Linked DNA regions of Homo sapiens: region 2 is linked to region 1. A link is a loop called in an ENCODE intact Hi-C map of the cell type or tissue named here. Cell type or tissue: K562. All regions are shown on one strand. Links, peaks and the distances in the headings refer to the core of each region. The heading gives the core; the rest is flanking DNA.

Region 1 (7,823 bases), core at 1,238-6,237:
GTGTGGTGGCGGGTGCCTGTAGTCCCAGCTACTCAGGAGGCTGAGGCAGAAGAATGGCATGAACCCAGGAGACACAGCTTGCAGTGAGCCGAGATCGTGCCACTGCACTCCAGCCTGGGCGACACAGCGAGACTCCGTTTCAAAAAAAATAAAAAATAAAAAAATAAACCAAAATAAAATAAAATAATTTTAACTAGACCATATTAAAAACTGCTAGATTCCAAGCACCTTACAATCAAATTTCTGCAAAACAAGTTAAAACAAGTTCAAAGTTGGGGCTATCCACATTCATTATCTTTTTTTGCTGTCAATTTTGCTTCTACAACTTGGGCGTGGTAAGTCACCAGTAAATACAGCATGTTTTTCTCTTCCATATTGCCTAATGTAGCTGATACTTAAATACACGCTTAATCTATCGTGGAAATAGAATGCTGTGTCAAGAAATTACAATTGAGTAAAAAGCCACGTTATTCTAAAACGCATCTTCAATACCTGTTCTTTATGCTCAAGAAATGCAGTTTCAAGTTCTTGCCACCCAGAAACTGGAACCAGCGTATATTGCACGTGGTCACACTGGAACAAGGCCTGGAGAGAGAGTGTTTTCAAAGCCTATCTTATTTAGGACATTAGCAATTTACCTTGAAAAGAAACTGAGGAAGATTAGACGGGTTGAGAGACAAAAGACACGGGATAACATTAAAGCTAGTGAAATGCTTACGGGAAAAGCTAGGTGCTAGGGATATGAGCGTTTACCATACCATTCTGTGAATTTTGCAAATTACCAAAGTAAAACATCGGGGAGAAATGCCGATTTAACTTCCAGGCCTTCTGAAAAGTTCCTGATCCAAGGGCCTGACCAAAACAACGTAAATACTATGCCCTATTCAAAACCAAACTAACGATCTTCCCTAATAGACTAGGGGCTCCCATATTCCCAGCAACACCTGTGACACGACTATACCCACAGTTGTCACAGATTCCTCTCTCTCAAATCCCCCATTTGAGAGGCCACGACAGATCCAAAGTTTCCCCCAAATGCAACTGCTGTGTTCACCTATTAATATTAATAGCTTATTGCAAAAATACAAACTAGTCTCTTTACCTTTTACTTAATCCTTTATCCCACCCCACACCGTTGGGACAGGGAGGCAACCTCTCCTCCGAGTCTCTCTCCTCTCACTTGCTGTTCACCTCCTGCCCTGCTCCCTCTCCCACCCTAAGCCCTCAGCACCCATCCTGACACTCTGCCCGCCCTGCGCCCCCACGCAGCACCCTCACCTCGCGCGCCGGCCCCGCCCTCCTAGGGTCCGCAGAACTCACCTGAAGGATCTTGCACGCACACAGAGCATCCACGTCCGAGGCCACGAAGAGAAGGACCCTCTATCGGGGAAGAGCAGACCGGCTGAACACGGCGACCCGAACCCCGGCCCTCCCCTGCCTCCCGGTCACCCACGGTCGCTCCCCCTCATCCCTTCCCCACCGGCAAGGCCTCGGCGGGGGTCCCGGACTGGGCGTCACCTGGCTCTGGACCACCTCGTAGAACTCTTTGCGGAAATCGGACACGAACATAGCCACGGCGGCCGGACGCCTGGCGCTCGCGCTGAGGTACCAAGAGCCCGGCGGCGGTCAAGACTCCCGCCAAATCACGGCTCCTCCGATTGGTCCAGGGATCACCAACCAATAGCTTCTTAGTTCCCAGCCTTCCTTTCTTTCTGATTGGGCCACATTGGAGGCGGCCATTAGCGCTCTGCCATTCACGGCCAGAAAACTCCAGCCCGCCCCCAAAGAAGCGTCACCTCTGAGGCCGAACGCAAACACTGTTGCCCCCTTCAACTCTGACTCGCTTTTACCCAGAAAAGCGACGCTGGGCGGACATCTTTACTTTGGGAAGAGAAGCCTACTGCCTCCCACTGGGAACCCTCAGGGAAAGTATACTTCTAACCATACATTAAACTCAGTCACATACCCAATGGGGCAGCATTTACGTTTGCAATAGGTTTTTGGTGTGGTTTGAAGAAGGATTTGTAGCTTAGTTCCGCCCGAGTCCTCGATGGCTGAAGCAGAGGCAGTCTGGGTAGTGCATTGTGGGTAGTGTAGTCGTAAGGACAATGGGCCCTACTAAATTCGTCTGGAGGGGAATACTGTCAACACGTAATTTAAAATAACGTTTAAAAATACCTATAAAAGGGGAAATAAATCACGAAAGGGCATTTTAATGCTTCTACTGAGGGTGTTTTAGAGCCTAGCGTCTTCGCCTGGCCTTTTCTCTTTTGCAGCCGACGCTTTGTCCCGGGCACCCCCCCTCCGGGTCTCGGGTCCGGCACTTCCGGTGAGCCTCTGGGGCGTACCGGCTTGGCGCGGCGGCAGCGGCAGCGGCGGCTGGGAGAGCGGTCGGCGGGGTTTCTTCGTTGCATTGCCTGAGAGGAGCGGAGTCTGCCAGGTGGTGTCCATCATGGTAAGCGCTGACGGGCAGCGGGCGGGGGCTGGGCCTTGGCCCGGGGCCTGAGGTAGGGCCCGGCGGGGCAGGGCGGGGCGGGACGGCGGCGGAGGTGCCGAGTCACCCGGGCCTGAGTCCGGCCTGCAGGCTCATCGGCCGCACCGGGCACAAGCAGGACCCTTGACCACTAACCGCCTGTGGTCGCGTCCGCCGGTCCTGAACGTGGCTCGCATTCTGTCTCAGCCGGACTTGCCCTCCTTGACGAAAGAAAGGAAGGTTTGTGTCCATTCACGGGTTTCCCAAGTGCTGGACGCGCAACAGGTTTCCATAAACCCAAAGTTAGTTGCAAGGTTGCTGGGGATGGGAACAGAATCAGGGCGCTCCCCAGGGAGAATCCGTAGTGGGCATCCCCCGCTCTTGGGGGACACCCAGCTCTTGCCCCAGCTCCGTGAGCTCCGTGCCTACGGGTTCGTGCCTTCGAATCTGTACAGCGGTGTTGTGTTCGGTAATGATAACGATGGAAGCTAATACCTGCTGGTACATTTCCTGTTACACAGCTTTTAACACCTGTACTCCCTCATCGCGGCTTATTTCTTTTAATCCCTACAATCCCTTTGGAAGCAAGGATGATGATGATTTTAAACATGAGAAAACTAACGTTTACAGAGGTACTTTATTCGAGTCACAGAAGTAGGGACTGGAGAGTTGAAGCCAAGTCTGTCTGGCTGCAAAGCACTCTACGGTATTGTCTTCCTGTCACCTGTTTATTTTAGTAAAGACAAGGAATGATTGTTAGATTTTATCCCAAGTGTGTCACTGTCAAACCCTGGCTTATTTCTATTCTTGAGTTCATCCACTCAAGAATACCTGATATGTTCCAGGCAGTGTGCTAGGTCTCGGGATTGAAAAGGAAAGTGAGAGATGGGATCGGGAGCAGCAAAGAAGGGGCAGAAGGTCGGGTTCATGGGTAAACTGCAGGCAGGTTGTTAAGTATGTTGCCCCTTTGTGCGGATTTACCTTTTATATTCAAAGAGAAGAAATGGCTTACATAGGTTGGCTAGTGAGAAGCACTCAAGGGAAGCAAGCCCCTACCCTGTTCTGGCCTTGTTCACCCAGAAACGCTATTTCCTGTGTTATGGTTCTGGCCAAGATTTAGCTGAACAGTTATGCTGCTTAAAAGAAGAAAGACAAAAGATTGGAAATTACTGTGTTAGAGTGCCAGGGAGTAAAGAACCATCCCAGATTTTAGGCGGGAACATGCTATGTTTGCATTTTGGGAGATGGCTAATTCAGCTTGCTAATTTTGGAGTTGCTAGTAAACTGCTTTGTCAGTAGGTGGCATTCCTTCTACTAAATATATATTTGGAATCAAGTCAAGAAATTTTCTCTAATACAGATTTTTTTTTAGTTGTGGTTAAAAAAACCAAATTTTTATCATCTTAACCGTTTTTCAGTCTATAGTTCAATAGTGTTGAGTACATTCACGAGCAACAGATTTTCAGAACTTTTTCATCTTGCAAAAGTGAAACTCTACTCACATTAAACAATAGCTCTCCATTTTCTGCTCCTCACAGCCCCTGTCAATCTCTGTTCCACTTTGTCTCCATGAATTTGCCTACTCTAGGTACTTCCTAGAAGCGGACTCATAAAATATAAGTCCTTTTATGACTGACTTACTTCACTTGGCATGATATCCTCAAGGTTCATCCATGTGACAGGATTTCTTTCCTTTTAAAAGCTGAATAATATTTCATTGTATGTATATACCATACCACAATTTGTTTATTCATTCATCTGTCATTGGACACTTGAGTTGCTTCCACCTTTTAGCTATTATGAATAATTGTGCTATGAATACGGGGTGTACAAAAATCTCTTCTTGATTCTGCCTCCAGTTCTTTTGAATATATATCCTCCTGTGAGATTTTAGGTGGTTTCAGTTACCCGAGGTCAACCATGGTCCAAAAATATTAAAATAGAAACCACATTCACATAACTTTTATTACAGTATATTGTTGTAATTGTTTTATTATTAATTGTTAATCTCTTACTGTGCCTAATTTATAAATTAAACTTTTTTTTTTTTTTTTTTTTGAGATGGAGTCTTGCTCTGTTGCCCAGGCTGGAGTGCAGTGGCACGATCTCGGCTCACTGCAACTTCCACCTCCTGGGTTCAAGCGATTCTTCTGCCTCAGCCTCCTGAGTAGCTGGGATTACAGGCGTGTACCACCACGCCCGGCTAATTTTTGTATTTTTAGTAGAGAGAGGGTTTCACTATGTTGGCCAGGCTGGTCTCAAACTCCTGACCTCAGGTAATCCACCTGCCTCTGCCTCCCAAAGTGCTGGGATTATAGGCGTGAGCCACCGCACCCAGCCTATAAATTAAACTTTATTGTAGATATGTATAAGAAAATTGTAGATATGTATAAGAAAAAACATAGTATGTATAGATTTCAGTATTATCTGTGGTTTCAGGCGTCCACTGGGGATGTTGGAATGTATCCCCTGTGGATATGGGGGTGGGGGGTGGGAGGAATACTGTACTTTGAGAAAACCTTCAAATTGATACATGTTTGCTAAGCCTCATCTTAGTCTACAGTTTAAGATCTAGGATCTTATCTTTTTAATGGCATCATGTTTTAGCTTTGCTTGTTGCTGTAAGAAAGCATCATAACATAGTGTAACGTGTACCTACTTTGTGCTGTGAGAGCACGCTGGAGAGGCACTAGACCTGACCCTCAGCAGAGCAAGAGAGGCTTCCTGGGGAAAGGAAAGGATGGTAATTGGAACCCAGGGGAAGGGGTGCAACCACTGGGTACCTGTTCTTCCTGCTGCCTGGAATGTCTTTCCCTCTTTTTTGCCTGGCTCCCTCTCATAGCATTCAGGTCTTTGTGCAGAGTCCCTTCCTAACCACCTATTTAAAATAGCATTCCCAGGAGCCCTGTGTCTACTTACCCTGCTGCTTGTCTTCAGAACTGCCAGACACACATGTGTGTGTGTCCGTTGCTTGGAGTGTATATCTCTCTTGCTTTGAGTGTCATTTTCACCAGGACAGGGGTGGTATCTATTTTGTTAGTGGACAGACATCACTGGAGTGGTGCTTCCCTTGTGCTCATATCAGAGCCTGGCAGACAGTAGGCACTCAATAAAGAGATGTTTCAATTAACAAATATTGTTTAGATTAATGATAATAGGAAAAGTGTTCAAGGCAGAGGAACTAGCCCAGGCAGGAGTCTGTGGGGCTGTCAGTACAAGTCTCTGAGGTATGCAAGAGGTTGGGCCTTGATCCTGAGGATGAAGATGGGAGCATAGCCCTGAAAAAGGTTCAGGACAGGCTTGGCATGGCCTGTTTTGTATTTAGTAAGATTACATTGAAGATTTCAGTACATTGTGTTCTCTGACAATGTTTAGTAGCATTAATTACTCTGACATGTTTTGGCTTTTGACATGAAGAAATGTACCTTTGTTTTAATACTTGTTTCTCTTTCCTCCTTCTAGTTCTCTTTCAACATGTTCGACCACCCTATTCCCAGGGTCTTCCAAAACCGCTTCTCCACACAGTACCGCTGCTTCTCTGTGTCCATGCTAGCAGGGCCTAATGACAGGTCAGATGTGGAGAAAGGAGGGAAGAGTATGTGCTTGTTTTTATTTGAATAGTAACTTTTCCTGCCCTAAGTCTGCAATGCTGTAGCCTTCAACAGTACTTACTTTGCATGTGGGAGTCAGAAGCTAGTGTTACTGTGAAAATGGTGCTGGGATTTATCCCTGACTTGCTCTGTTGGGGTGGGGTGCTAATTATGGTTAGGTTTATGGCTGATAACCATTCAGTTCCCAAAATAAATTACATCAAGTAAGATTCTTCATGAAAGATCACTGGGACATTCTGGCTACCCTAAAAACAGTTTAAGGCTTTTTGTTAGATATAAAGAAACTGCATCTTGCCTTTGGTCTGTCCTTTTTATTTTTATTTTTTAATATTTCTTAAATGTTCTTTCCACAGTAATTATGCCACCCTCGGCCCTGGACCAACTCAGTAAGTATCTTCTGAGTGACTTAAGGACTTAGATAATGTACATATGGACACCAAGAGTCAGCATGGGCTCCTCAGTACATCCAGACACCAGTGCCCTTTGTCAGCATCTGGTTGTGAATTGTCCGTGGAGGGCATGCGCTGGGCTGGGAGAACCTGGGTCACAGGTACCTAGGGCGAGGCCAGGGCCCCCTGAACCTCAGCTTCATCACTGCCCTGGGTGCTTCAGGTTCCTCCTCTGTGAAGGGGGTTCCCTTTCCCTTCCTGATCACCACCTCCACCCACCCCCCAACTGTTCTCAGTATTCTGTCAGGATTAAGTGAAGGTACAAGTATCAAGTGCTTTGTACCGTGCCAGGGCAGCTGATGCCATTGGCTGGGCTCACTAGATTTTTTTCCTAAAGGAAGAATTGGTCAGCTCACAAGAGGGCGCTGTGAGCAGGTTCCTCATCCCCTCACCAAACATCTTTCCTGAGCTCCAGACCCCCATTTCTTTTCTTTTATTTATTTATTTATTTATTTTTTGAGACAGAGTTTTGCTCTTAGCGCCCAGGCTGGAGTGCAGTGGCGCAATCTTGGCTCACTGCAACCTCTGCCTCCCAGGTTCAAGTGATCCTCCTGCCTCAGCCTCCCGAGTAGCTGGGATTACAGGCACCCGCCACCACGCCCGGCTAATTTTTTGTATTTTTAGTAGAGATGGGGTTCCGCCATGTTGGGCAGGCTGGTCTTGAACTCCTGACCTCAGGTGACCTGCCTGCCTCGGCCTCCCAAAGTTATGGGATTATAGGCGTGAACCACCATGCCCGGCCCAGACCCCCGTTTCTAATCTCCAGTGCACCAATGCATCCTCAGCATGTCAAAAACTGAGCTATTGTCTTCCATCCAGAAGCCACTCCTCTTGCTGGGCTCCTGCCTCTTACCAGGAGTGAGATAGGCCCACAGGGGTTCTAAGAGTGGCCACATTCTTCCTCCCTTTTCTCTGACCCCTTATCCCATGAGAGCAACCTGGAAACCCATGCCCTAGCCCCATACTACACAGGCACAGAAAATCCCTATCATGGACAACCCAATCAAGGATGCAGTCATTGCCTTCCAGACTTAAAGAGTGTTTCTGGTGTGAATTCTTCCTGTGTGAGGCAGGAGACTGGGGTTGGCCAGGAGGACAGGTTCATGCTTGGTTTTGGGGGCCTCTGGTGGCAGCAAGCAGAGAACAGGTGCTGGCTGTGGTGTGACTCACCTCGGGCTCTTTGCCCAGCCTGACTCCAGAGTAGCAACTTGACCTCTCTGAACCTCAATGTCCTCTTCTTTAATTGGGGATATCTACAGTGTCTGTGCATCAGAAGTACTGTAGTGTCTG
Region 2 (7,823 bases), core at 1,122-6,121, 260 kb after region 1:
GCACTGGCTAAAATCTACATCGACAGCAACAACAGCCCCGAGTGCTTCCTGAGAGAGAATGCCTACTATGACAGCAGCGTGGTGGGCCGCTACTGTGAGAAGCGAGACCCCCATCTGGCCTGTGTTGCCTATGAGCGGGGGCAGTGTGACCTTGAGCTCATCAAGGTGGGTAGCAGATGTGCTGAGCTGCCCATGTAACCCTGGGCTCCCAGGGAAGCTTTCAAAGGTGTGCCTGTGGGGAGCTGATCAGGGCTTTCTGTGCACCTGGAGATGGCAGGTCATGAGATTATTTCCTTGTGATTCTCACAGCTTTTGGGAACTTGCTCATGCAATTTGTATGCATTGTACCTGTAGACCAGTTGGTCCTGAACCTGACTTATCATCCCTCTGCTTACAGTCCTTACTATTGCCTGGCAATTTGAGGGCAGAATTGAACTCCTTGGCCTGACTCGTGAGCTCCTCTGTGGACTGCCACCTTTCCCAACTCCCGAACTTGATCAGCCATCCATCTTGCCACCCCACCTGGAGAGGCCTGCAATTCCCTGGGTGCCTCATGTCCCGAGTACCCTTGTACTTCATGCCCCCTTTTTGGGGTAACCCTCTACACAAGCCCTTCCCCATCACCTGACCAATGAGCTCTTGCTGGCCTCTCCTTGAGACATCTGCCCAGGTCTTTTGCCTGCATCTGCCCAGGCTTGGATCCACATATAATTACATGTTTAGGTTGAATTGTATGAACTGTTCCTACCTAATCATTTGATCTAAAAATCCAGACATGAATAGGGCACCTGTGAGGTTGGTGCCACACCAGCCTGCTTGGGCTTTTCCTGTGATACACAGGCGGACTGCGCTGCATCCGCAAGCACGTGTGCACGCCGCTCAGCCTTGTGCCGGGCATCTGGCACTCAACAGATCTGATCCTCACCAGGATTTAGCAAGTGCTGCACACGCTAGAACATTCCAGTGGACTGTTGGTGTTTTGGAGATCTGTTATAACATTCAGAAAAAGGTCTCCAGATCTACCAGTGAAAGCACAGTTTACAGTTTTTAGATCTTGAAACATTGCAGTGTTTGTGCTGTTTTATACCAGTTCTAGGCTGTTCTGATAACATTTTACAGATGGTTTAAAGCTAGCTACATATGAGTACTTAAATTTAACTAAATTAAAAATTACCAGTTTAGTTCCTGTCACGCACCACATTTCAAGGGCTCAGTAGCCTCCCATGGCTAGTGGCTGTATCAGACAGAATGGGAGACAGAGCATGTCCCTGAATGCAGGAAGTCCTACTGGCCAGATATGTGGCACATCCCTGGGAGTTGTTGTAAACTTGGAAAGGGCATTTTGAGGTAGTTTGAGTCCATCGTTAACCCTGTAGGATGCTGCTCATCCCATGTCAAAGCATAGCGTCTTGCCTGGGCCCTGACTGTCCACCAAACCAGTATCAGGCACACAGGGAACGAATTGGGGTGTGTCCTCCCAAGCAGCTTCCGCTGGTTGGCTGCTGTGTCACACACATGAGTGTGCTCATTTCAGGTGTGCAATGAGAATTCTCTGTTCAAAAGCGAGGCCCGCTACCTGGTATGCAGAAAGGATCCGGAGCTCTGGGCTCACGTCCTTGAGGAGACCAACCCATCCAGGAGACAGCTAATTGACCAGGTGAGGCACAGAGATGGGTATGTCTGCACACCTGCATTTTGCCGTCCGATCATCATTGTGGCTCAAGTGACTGGTTTCATTTTTAATTTAAAACATCTTGGCTGAGGGCAGTGGCTCACGCCTGTAATGCCAGCAATTTGGGAGGCGGAGGTGGGTGGATCACTTGAGGTCTCAGGAATTCAAGACCAGCCTGGCCAACGTGGTGAAACCCCATCTCCACTAAAAATACAAAAATTAGCCGCACATGGTGGCACACGCCTGTAATCCCAGCTACTTGGGAGGCTGAGGCAGGAGAATTGCTTGAACCCAGGGGGTGGAGGTTGCAGTGAGCCGACATCGTGCCACTGCACTCCAGCCTGGGCGACAGACAGAGACTCCATCTCAAAAAAATAAATAAATAGGCCAGGCATGGTGGCTCACGCCTGTAATCCTAGCACTTTGGGAGGCCGAGGCGGGTGGATGACTTGAGGTCAGGAGTTCAAGTCCAGCCTGGCCAACATAGTGAAACCCCATCTCTACTAAAAATACGAAAACACACTGTGTGGCGCATGCTTGTAATCCCAGCTACTCAGGAGGCTGAAGCAGGAGAATCGCTTGAACCCAGGAGGTGGAGGTTGCAGAAAGCCGAGACTGCACGCCACTGCACTCCAGCCTGGGCAACTGGGTGAGACTCTGTCTCAAAAAAATTAAATAAATAAATAAATAAATAAATAAATAAATAAATAAAACATCTTAGTCCTTACGAACCTTCTCCCCTGCAGAAATAGCTTGCCTAAAAATAGCTTGATTCCCCAGGGTAAGCTGACTTGGAACTGTTAACTGGCCAAGGGCATAGAGTTGGCCCTTGGATCCAAAGCAGGGATATGCAGCCCAGGAAGAGAGTACCTGGTGTCATGCCTGCATGCTGGGCCCAGCTCAGCCCTCGTGGACAGAGGTGAAGTAGCTTTCAAGGTTGTCTCAGCTGACTTCCCTTTGTTGAGGTGCTCTTTATGCCCCTGTGACTATCCAGCACCTCCTTGGAGACTGGGCAGAGTGCTGGGGCCAGGGGTCATTATTGGGTATGGCCTGGCAGGTGGGAGTCTGCCTCGGCCTCTGGGAGGGCTTCCCACAGCCCTGTGGAAGAGCCTCCTCTCCAGTTATAGCCTCACAGACATTTGCAGATAGTGCCTCTGCTGCCCTCAGCACTGTCCCTAGGTGCTAGGCAGACTGTTTAGGGGTGGGGCAAGACCAATGTTGGAACAAAACCCTCGTCCAACAAGTGGCTTCAGCCCTGAGAATAGGACCAGTTAAAACTCCCACCTCCCTCATACACATTGCCAACCTGCTGGACCAGTGCTTTCGAAAGGCTTGAGGGCTGGATTTGACCTTTATCTCTACTGAATTTCATCCTCTCGTTTTCTGTCCACTGTTTCCTCAAGCCTGTGCCACTACTTTTTTAAATAAACTTTTTATTTTGAAATACTTTGAGATTTATGGAAGGTCATGTTGTTTTGAATCTCTGTTTCAACTTTGGACTTACCCATCCAAATCTAATAAAAATATTAAACAACACAATATTCTACTAGGGTTCTACATCCAGGTTCCCAGACATCAGACATTTCTCCAGGTATAGTCCAGCCACCTGGTACACCTTGAAGGTGACTTCATGTTGGTACTGGGGAAGGGCCACTTTAACACTGCACCATACCGGAGCCAGCGGGGGCCTCTTGTCTTCCTGTTTCTGGGTAGAGCTGCTGGTCTTTCATTATCTCTGCTGTAATTGGATATCTGTAGCCACCTCCTGGTGCGAAATTCAACTGCAATGCTCCTGTAATCCAGAGCGCATAATAACAGAGGGAGGCTGCTTTTAGTGTCTGGAGTGGAACCTCATTATGAAAAGTTTACTGAGAGCAGTGTCCTGAGGCAACCTTAGGTGGGGCATCCTGTATTGACTCAAACAGATGGTAGAAATTTATTTTTGCCCTTAAAACAACCTGTGTGTATTTATTTAAGTTGCTCCAAGGTTTTCTTTCTTTCTTTTTTTTTTTTTTTCTCTTTTTGAGACAGAGTTTTGCTCTTCACCAGGCTGGAGTGCAATGGCGTGATCTCGGCTCACTGCAACCTCCACTTCCCAGGTTCAAGTGATTCTCCTGCCTCAGCCTCCTGAGTAGCTGGGATTACAGGCACCTGCCGCCACGCCTGGCTAATTTTTGTATTTTTAGTAGAGATGGGGTTTCACTATGTTAGCCAGGCTGGTCTCGAACTCTTTTTTTTTTTTTTTTTTTTTTTTGAGACAGAGTCTTACTTTGTCACTCAGGCTGGAGTACAGTGGCGCGATCTCGGCTCACTGCAAGCTCCGCCTTCCGGGTTCCCGCCATTCTTCTGCCTCAGCCTCCCGAGTAGCTGGGACTACAGGCGCCCGCCACCACGCCCGGCTACTTTTTTGTATTTTTAGTAGAGCTGGGGTTTCACCGTGTTAGCCAGGATGGTCTCGATCTCCTGACCTCATGATCTGCCCGTCTTGGCCTCCCAAAGTGCTGGGATTACAGGCATGAGCCACCGCGGCCGGCCTCCAAGGTTTTCAAGAATTGACAGTTAGATGTCACTGTTGGAAGTGTACCTTCTCCTTTGGATGGACTTGTGCTGTGTCCTGGTGCCCCTTTCCCTCAGGCATACCCTTTTGGTTCCTTAGCTGCTGGGAGAGCTCCTGTTCTCAAACTCTTCAGCCTCCTTGTTGTAGTTACTACAAATTCCACAGAGGTAGAACTTTTGCATCTTATGGTACCATTGAGTTCACAAAGACTAGCAGAAAGGTGGACTGGACTGACCTTGACCCTAGGTTCCTTTAAGGCCCCTCAAGATTGCTAGGTGAAAGTTCATGGTCAGAGGGCTGTGTTAGCCATGAAAGACCGTCCAGAGCTGTCTCTTCCCTCTCATTGATACACGGCTGTTGCCCACCCCTGAGGAGAACCAGAAACTTGGCAAAAATATTAGATTCTGGAAGTCACTGAAGGTGCCTGGTCCAAAGTGCAAAGAGAACAGTGCTGGCGTTCCAAACTGCTGTTGCATGGGAAATGTACTCTTTGGAAAACTGTCTTTCCACCCTATTTGTAAGTGTTTTTGTATGTGAGACACCTATAATTGGAGGAGGGGTGGCACAGCCAGTCTTTTGTTGGTCTTTCCTTCAGATTGTGGTTCTGAGTGTCATCCGGTGTGAAGGCACGTGGCTCCACAGCTCTGGCTGTGGACTGTGCCACAGCAGTGGCAGTGCTCTCTTCTAGTAAGAGGCTGCTGGAAGCCCCTGCGGTGTCTTCATTAGAGAAGTGGAGCCATATTTGCTATTAGTGGCTTTAAGAGACAAATCTAAAAGGAGACATTCATTTCAAAATGCCTGGTGCACTGGTCATTGGAGCTGAGTAAGAGTCTGTAGCATATTTGATATGAGAGAAAAACTAATTGTCAAAACAGAGCAAACAGAATTTCCTGAAATTAACTTTGAAAACCCTTCCTTTGTTACATTAAGAAGTCTCCCATTTTCTCTGTGTCTATTCCAGACCATCTTGGAGGAGTCCTTCCCTTCTGTTTAGCTTCAAAGATACAGTCTTGAATTGACTTTAATCAAGTTCTTTCAAATGCTTTTTAAAACCAGGTGGTACAGACAGCATTGTCAGAAACACGGGATCCTGAAGAGATTTCGGTCACTGTCAAAGCCTTTATGACAGCCGACCTGCCTAATGAACTGATTGAACTGCTGGAGAAGATAGTTCTGGATAACTCTGTCTTCAGCGAGCACAGGTGAGGCTATGCCAGGGGTAGCTGTGGACACAGGCAGATTCAAAACATCTGCTTGATACTCATCTTCTGTTACAATCTCGTACCGCTTCACCCATCCAGCCTGCCCATTGGCTGCTCCCCAGACATGCCAATCTTCTTACCACCTCCTCTACCTCAATCTAGCCCTTCCCTTATTAGCTCCTGCCTGTCTCAGAGCCCAGCCTCAGTTTCACATTTTCTAGGAGCCTGCGCTCCTCTTACTGCTCTGGCCCACACTGTCCTTTAACACAATGCTCAGAGAAAGGGAGCTGGCATTTTATGAAGGTCTCATGTGGCCTAAGGATGTGTTGAACTCTTCAAATCATGGTGAACAAAGCTTGGAGAAAGGTGGCAGGAGAACCAGATCTGGGCATGTATCAGGGAAGACTTGCCCGAAGTATAATGTAGAAGCCAGATGAGCAGGAGCTGTGGCAGGGGCAGCAGCACAGGCCCGGCACTATAGAGGTGCGAGTGCGTGCTTCCGATGGACCGGCACTATAGAGGTGAGAGTGCACGCTTCCACACGGACCGGCAGTATAGAGGTGGGAGTGTGTGTTTCGGCATGGACCAGCACTATAGAGGTGGGAGCGCGTGCTTCTTTTGCATGGGCAGGCACCATAGAGGTAAGAGTGCGTGCTTCCGCATGGGCCAGCCACCTGGGGTTCCTCTCCACTTCAAAATTCACCATCAGAGATTCTGTGTCAGATTTTAATCAACTCACATCATAAGTGCAGCTGTAAAGATTTAGTTATGAGATTTATTTTGTAGGCCAGAAAGGCTATCAAGGGCTGTAGTATTATAGAGAGGAATTTGTGTGTGTGTTTTTAAACTTGGAGATGCTATATGGTAATGGCATATGGAATGTGAAATTATATTTAATGGAATCATAAACCCTGACTAATGACAGGATGCCAGGATTAAGGTGCCTGAGGTGGCTACGATATTCTGTCTTGCTGTCTGATCAACCTCCTTTGATAGTTGTTAGTTTGTGTGTACTTCCAGGCACTTACAGGTGGCTGTAGCTCTGCTGTCTTCTTAAACACTTGCTTCTCAAACATGCAGGTAACCTCAAGTTCGTGCTCTTCTTTCATTGATGATTTCACCAGACAGTTTTATGCGTAGGTAAAAATAGCCTTGGCTGGGCGTAGTGGCTCACGCCTGTAATCCCAGCACTTTGGGAGGCCAGGAGTTTGAGACCAGCCTAGCCAGCATGGGTGAAACCCTGTCTCTACTAAAAATAAAAATTCAGCCAGGCATGATGGCAGGTGCCTGTAATCCCAGCTACTCGGGAGGCTGAGGCGGGAGAATCGCTTGAGTCTGGGAGGTGGAGGTTGCAGTGAGCCGAGATGGCACCACTATACTCTAGCCTGGGTGACAGAGCGAGACTCCATCTCAAAAAAAAAAAAAAAAGCAAAATATATTATTTTTAGAGTATATACTTGGAAGAATATACTTATGACCTAATAAATTCTTAAGCCAGTCACAGAAACCAGAAACCATAAATAAACCTTTAGTGAAAAACCAATAAGACTGTATTAAACTTAAGCACTTTATCGTAAAGAAGATGGACAAATGAGAAGCTACAAATGCGGGGAAGATATTTGCAACACAACCAACAAAAAATTAGTAGGGAAAAGTTGTAATAAAAGACAAACACAAGCAACCCAATGAGAAACCAAGCAGAGAGCTTGAGCACACCCTCCGGTGAGAGGAAGGGCAGCTTGTGAATTCAGCCTCATCAGCCACCAAGGAGGCACAGAGTGAGGCCACAGTGCATCATCCGATGCTTTGTTACTCCTGCCAGAGCAGCAGGAACCCCACTCTCCTAATCAGTGCTGATGAGGATGTTGAACAGCTGGACCTCTGACGTGCCCCTGCTGGGAATGTGCGTTACATTTGGAAACAGTTTGGTGAAAAAAGATGCACACAGCCAGCAATTTCCTCTCTTCCTTATGAGCCCTAAAGGAACTCAGCTTATTTGTATGAGGAGATGTGCAGGGATACTCAAGACAAAGCTCTAAGAGCGATCCAGATAACCATCAATAAGTAGGCTGTAGTACAGTCATACAGTGGAATACCAGATAGCAGTAGAAATGAACACTGTACATGGATGACCCTTAGCACCCAACTTTAAAATTCTTTTTTATAAAACCACCATACAGTAAAAATGACCTTCTGGAAGGGGATGGGGAATGCAGTGCTAGGAATTTTAACACAAGTGTAGATCTGTAGAATCACCACAGTCGGGATACAAACAATTCCATCACCCTTTAACATTCCCTTGTGCTAGCTACCGTGTATATTATACATTCCCCCAAACCTCAACCCCCAACCCTGGCTACCACCCCGCCACACTAGTTTTGCATTTTCAAGA

What was found. A loop is a pair of places that touch in the nucleus more often than their neighbours do. Peaks named below come from ENCODE experiments on the same cell type or tissue, not always from the same donor. Only the 100,000 strongest peaks of a DNase experiment are listed, where the experiment ranks them.
Region 2: it touches region 1 in a loop (9-fold over the local background); 5 of 110 quality-filtered maps call a loop at or near these places.

Annotation. Positions count from the first base shown.
Region 1 is chr22:19,473,715-19,481,537 of GRCh38, reverse strand. It overlaps UFD1 (ubiquitin recognition factor in ER associated degradation 1), which reads left to right and starts at 2,345. Exons shown (of 12, transcript NM_005659.7): 1 at 2,345-2,455; 2 at 5,936-6,068; 3 at 6,438-6,470. The coding sequence starts at 2,453. CDC45 (cell division cycle 45) reads right to left here and starts at 1,618. Exons shown (of 19, transcript NM_003504.5): 1 at 1,519-1,618; 2 at 1,321-1,380; 3 at 493-585. The coding sequence starts at 1,569. RefSeq lists silencers at 1,669-1,718, 2,509-2,578 and an enhancer at 1,809-2,108. In K562, for the core only: CTCF peaks have their summits at 1,896, 2,126 and 3,764 (motif pointing right); DNase peaks (open chromatin) are centred at 1,317, 1,687, 2,077, 2,327 and 1 weaker place; H3K4me3 peaks cover 2,775 bases.
Region 2 is chr22:19,213,719-19,221,541 of GRCh38, reverse strand. It overlaps CLTCL1 (clathrin heavy chain like 1), which reads left to right. Exons shown (of 33, transcript NM_007098.4): 17 at 1-165; 18 at 1,535-1,657; 19 at 5,286-5,431. Among named protein-coding and RNA genes, the nearest start is that of SLC25A1, 39 kb to the right of the region's middle. RefSeq lists an enhancer at 3,087-3,824. In K562, for the core only: a CTCF peak has its summit at 3,438; a DNase peak (open chromatin) is centred at 3,421; H3K27me3 peaks cover 868 bases.